Linked DNA regions of Homo sapiens: region 2 is linked to region 1. Evidence: chromatin loops called from intact Hi-C (ENCODE). Cell type or tissue: A673. All regions are shown on one strand. Each heading gives the region's core, and the rest is flanking DNA. Links, peaks and the distances in the headings are about the cores only. Region 1 overlaps LOC105374439 (a long non-coding RNA gene). Region 2 holds the start of LOC105374441 (a long non-coding RNA gene).

The links. A loop is a pair of places that touch in the nucleus more often than their neighbours do. Peaks named below come from ENCODE experiments on the same cell type or tissue, not always from the same donor. Only the 100,000 strongest peaks of a DNase experiment are listed, where the experiment ranks them.
Region 2: it touches region 1 in a loop (7-fold over the local background); 27 of 110 quality-filtered maps call a loop at or near these places.

What each region holds. Positions count from the first base shown.
Region 1 is chr4:44,758,665-44,761,476 of GRCh38, forward strand. The region is part of intron 1 of LOC105374439 (a long non-coding RNA gene); the gene reads left to right. All of the region lies in intron 1 of LOC112268465 (a long non-coding RNA gene), which reads right to left. Among named protein-coding and RNA genes, the nearest start is that of GNPDA2, 34 kb to the left of the region's middle. In A673, for the core only: a CTCF peak has its summit at 1,666 (motif pointing right); a DNase peak (open chromatin) is centred at 1,697.
Region 2 is chr4:44,923,407-44,926,218 of GRCh38, forward strand. It overlaps LOC105374441 (a long non-coding RNA gene), which reads right to left and starts at 1,181. Exons shown (of 4, transcript XR_925279.3): 1 at 1,135-1,181; 2 at 894-963. In A673, for the core only: no CTCF peak of the experiment used is centred there; no DNase peak of the experiment used is centred there.

The DNA.
Region 1 (2,812 bases), core at 298-2,797:
TTGTCAGTTATGTAATCCTGTGACTTGTTTATTGAATGTTGCTCCTGTGGGGGAAATAAAAACATCAAAAGTGGGATAATTTATTGTGAATATATTCTCAGAGTTAAATCAACTGTTAGTGTATTTTATCCACTGTTTTGTTATGTTAACATCCCAGAGAACCTAAATGATCTTAATGATTATTTACTCAATAAATAAACTATTTAGTTGGAAACAGAAGTCTAGAAACTAAAAACTCCAAGTAGTAGATTTCCACAGTTTTCTAAAATGAAATTACATCAATTTGTAAATAGGTCTTTACATGCAAATTTCCTGTCCCTTTCTTCATGCAGCAAAATAACTTGGACAGATGGAGTTCTCATGAACTAAACAGAGTAAACAGCTTACTGTCAAAGTCAGGATTAGTTTTTCTATATCTTACAGACATCACACAAAAAATTTTAAACAGCTTCCATTTATGCTCTAGCTTGCTTTCTGTTTTCTCTAAATCAGTCACAAGTTCACACTTATGTTATTAATATTTTCCTTTAGAAGCATGTTGATACTTGTTACCTTAAATGAGAGCTCATCTTATTGGCTCCATAGACAATATGATTTTCAAATAGAGCATCTAGCTGTAAATGTCCACGTTTTGATGTATATTTTAAATCCTAGCAATAATTCAAAGTAATTTCCACCAGATCCAGAAGATGATTGATATTTGTAAATTATGCACGTACATGCACGCATGCACACACACATGCACAAGGATTTAGTGCTTTTGATTCATCACATATGTGATAAATAACTCTATTTATTCTGTTGAAAGTGGACCTGAAAAGAAGATGAACAGGAAATAATGAGAAAGTAAAGAAGTCTCACAAAATGACTGCTTATGAAATAGAAGCACGGGCTGTGTTGAAACCAAGCAGTTAAATTCCCTATGGCATAACTGTATGTCATATGCAAGATCACTATGTATTTTACCTTAAAATGTGAAAATATAGGTCATGAAATTATTTCAGTGAGTACTCTAGGGAGAATTAATTTTTATAGCTCTATAAGTGCAAAAATTTAGAGCTGTTTTATGAAATCGATAAGGGTGTGAAGAACTTTTTTTTCCATTTAGTTATGGCATTTTATGAAGGAAATTATATGCTATAATAATGTTTAAGAATTTGGAGAATCTTCACAGCTTCAGCATATGCCTCCTGGAATGGCAATATTTATTTAGCAAAGAGATAATCATTGCCTACTGGTCTCTCACTCACTTAATACATATGAGTCAATCTGCAAGCTTGGATATACGGATTGTGTTCTGGATTTTACCGGAGTAGCACCAACATAAAAATGTAGCTTAAGGTCAGTTATTTCTGAATATGTTAGTTTATATTCATGGTTATAGCTTTTTAAATCAATTTCCAAATTAATTTTTGAATATAGTAAAAAAAAATGGCACTACAAGTAAAAGTAAACAATAGTATTCAATTACACAATAAGAAATAACTTGCCATCTCTCTTTTAGAGATATTCCATAGGAATACATGAGAGTCATTTTCTTTTTTTTAATGTTTGTTAGGGTATGTTTACTGGACACTAATATCCTACAATCAGTCAAAACTGTCCTGACCAGCATCTCATTTTATTTCAATTCTTTACAGTGTGCGGATACTAACAAGTTTTGCCACTGGGGGTCACTATTTACCTATTTTTTTTAAAAAAACCAATGACTTAAAAGCGAAGTGATGTAACTGGATAATTTGTGGTTCGTGGTGTACAGTTTAAAGAAATATTGCTGCAGGAAAAGTCTAAATTTAGATAGATGTTCCTAGAGACTAAAATACCATCCTTGGTAAATTAAGTGATTCCGTAGAGCTACTGATTTTTCTCGAGATTTTATTCAGAGATAACTAAATAGTGATTATGTCCAAAATAACCATGTATGTATTTTAGGATGCTTTGCCAATTTGAGGAAGTTTATAGGCTGGATGCTTTCCAGGGCCCCAGGGAATCATGGAGGAGACAGTATGCAGTGAAATAGATGGAACAGGGTCGTTGACTCAGGAAGGAGAGCTAGGTTCCGATCTGACTCTATCATTCACTGTCCGGGGACATGATCTAGTCCCTTACTCTCCAGTTTTCCCCTTTGTAAAATGAAGGTGGCAGGTTTCATGATTTCAGTAGTCCCTTGTCATCCTATCTTTCTAAGAGTACCTTTCATTAACTGTTAGATTGTAAAGTTTTTGGATGAAAGGGAATGAAAATGTTTTTACTCTTTTATAGCCATAATAGACAAATAGTAAGACAGCAACAACGGAAGTATTTTTTTGGTTACGTAAAATATTTTATGACAGCATAATCAAATGACTATTACTACAAGGTGTTCTTTTGTAGTGAGTGACGTAAGACACAAGGGGGAATCAATACCCTGGAAAGTTCTTACAACATTTTAGAACAAGTTAATGTGTTTTTGATCACTTCTGCTTAATAAGTTATTATTGGACTGGTGCCTTTCCCTGACTTATCTGGTTCTGATTGATCCGTAGGAATAATGATTCCAGGCCTAGGAGCTGCTGGATTCTCTTCCTTTAACTTTTGGCCACGAAAGATTCACTCCCAGATGAATGCTTACCCTCCATTTTCTAGCCTGGTGCTATTTCATTCTCTAGCACTAGTTCTAAGCCAGGTGTCCCTGATCTTGTGCCTCAGATCTGCCAGTGATAAACAATATTTGTCTGTGGTGCCAGGGAGTAAAACTCAAGCAAAAAGCCACAGTTTTCATAGCTTAAGTGGTTAGAGTTAGAGTTCAGGACTGCCAGCCAGCTGGAAATTG
Region 2 (2,812 bases), core at 296-2,795, 160 kb after region 1:
TTGATAAAAATTTCTTTTGGCAATGATAATATTATTAATTATCTTGAATATATTTTTGTGTATTTTTATGGAATCAATAGTTTTTCATATGCACATATTTAATGAAAAGTACAAATTTGCTTTAGAATGAAAGTCAGAATTAATACAGAATGATATTATTTAACTATTTTCACTTAACACATTTCAGAAGTTTATTTTGTTGTGGTAGCCAAGGTGTGGAGCATTAAGGAACTTAGGCATCTCTTTATAAACTACCTGAAAGACAGTCCCCTTTTGCCTTTCCCTAACAACTTATCTTTGGTGTGTTCTTAGAAGAATCATATAGTAAAAATCATAGGGCCAAGCTGTCCTTTACTTTAGTTACCTGAGTCTTCTATGTTCATCACTATTGTAAAAGTTGAATTTCTTCTGAATCTAGTAATAAAACAAAGTGAAGTGAAGCCAAAAATTCTATAGAAGAAAACATAATCTTTCACCTCCTTTATTTTTTCTTGTTAACATTACCAAAGTTTTATTATGTGAACCACACTGCATGTTTTACTATGTGAACTGCACTGTACTTCATTTTGTGGCCAGTGAAAAATTAAGATGTTAGGTCATGAGCAGTCACAGCAATATATATGGAATTGTGGGGGTTCATTCAGAAGTCCAATGAAAAAGTCAATGTAAGAAGAAAAAAAAATTATACTACCATGAGTAACTACTGCTTTTTGAGTATCTGCTGTGTGCTCAGCACCATGCTTAATGCTTTACATACAACATCTCAATTAATCCTCACCACAACACATTTCAATGTATTAGTAAAGAAAAGCGATGATCTGTCACCTACAAAAACAATCGAACCATACATTTAAATGATTTATTTAACTATATTTACAACAGTTATTGAGTACCTGTAGGTATCAAATGCCAGAGCTAGAAGAATAATCTGTCTGGTTCCCTGGTTCTTGAAAAGACATGGCTCTAAAGAAAAACAAAGAAAGTTATCAATTGAACTGAGACAGATGTATATTGGAATAAACAAAAAACAAAAGCAGATCTGTACAAAACTGATAAATGCTTTCCTTAACTCCCAACCTTCACTTTGCCCATGGTATCACTCCACATTGGCTCCCAGTCTCACACCTGACTCACCCATTTTCTCCCTAATGCAGACCTTTTCTCAGATAACTCCGTCTTCCTGTTTCCCTCTTCATGGCATCTTCATCAAGCATGTCTGCTTCATGTTGTATTCTATTAGAGCACTTCTATCAATCATTAGCTGTGACAGTGAATTAATTGGGTAAATGAATCCTTACTTTGGTGTTAATAAGAAACAATAGCTTATAAGATATTCCTCCCAGGTATATGTACCATTGTCACCGAACTCCTTTTGCAGTAAAGTGTCAAAGTATTTTCAGGAACTGAGGAAAGTTGATAGAAGGGCAATTTGGGGACAGCATTTAAAAAGGCATTTAGTTCCATTCAGAGGACACACACTGGTAGATTTGTTCATTTAGCAAATATTCTTTCCTTCATTCAGCAAGTATCCCCCCTCCCATATGCCATGCCTGTTGTAGGTGCTGGACATACCATAGTGAATAGGACAGCATAGTCCTCATACAGCCCCCACCTAAGTCTGTTAGGTATCACATGCTCTTCTAGGGGCTGCAAAGTCCTTGGAGGTGAATAAGATAATAGACTCTACATTTGAGTCTGCAGACTCAGAAGCCTCAGGTAGGATAATCTGGTGATGCTTTCTCATCTATATATATTCATAGAATTGCTTGTATATGGGATGAAGACTGACCTGTACTTGCCCTTTCACAGAGTTTGCTGAAGACTGCTGAAGGTGAACATCCAATAATGCTTTAAGAAATATTCCTCTGGCCACTGTGTTGGGAATTTAAACCAGGGTTCACAAACACAAATACATATATATGGGCCTAATAGACCAAAAGAAAAAGAATCAGTGCTATCAATTGGGTATAAGACAAGGTGGATTTTGGGGAACTATGTTGAGTCAAAAAATATGTTACTTAAAGGAATTCAAATATAAAATGCAAAAACACATGACCATCCAATTAAAGCACTGATGAAGACCCCAGAACTTGATGTGTATGTCATTAAATTTTTATCTTTGATTAGCAGAATTGACTAATCAAAAACTGAATATATTTAACAAATCCATAAATTATATTTATATGTATGGCTCCATTGGGATGGTACCTATAAGTTATCTTAAGTAATATTATATTAATCTGTTCAAAACAGTTATTTTACACCTACTATGTCCTGGGACAGTTCTAGGTGCTTGAGATACATTGGTAGCAAGTTAGATGAAAATTTCTTTGTGGCGTTTTTGTTCTGGCATGAGTAAATAACAGAAATGATTTTTTAAAGTACCATGGAAAAGCCAACGCTAATTAGAAGATGCTTGAGGTGGCTGCAGTTTTTAATAGGAGATAAGGAGAATATGTTGAAAAGGTGGAATTGAGCCTTTGTTTTTTTTAATAATTCATGAGGGAGTCGGCCATGCAGATAGTTGGGAAGTGCAGTCCCGACTGAGGGAAGAGTGAGGGGGAGGGTAATCTGGAATCATGTGAGGCCTATTCAAGTGACAGCAAGGAGGCCATTGTCACTGGAGTGAAGTGAATGAGAGGTAGAGCAAGGCTAACAACCTTCTAAACCATTTTAAGGATTTTAACTTTTCTCTAAGTGAAATGGAAATTGTTGTGTAGTTTTGTTAAATTATGTTTTACAAAATGTACTCCAGCTTCTATGTTGAGGGTGAACAAAGGTGGAAATATGGAGACAAGGTGGAAGGCTATTT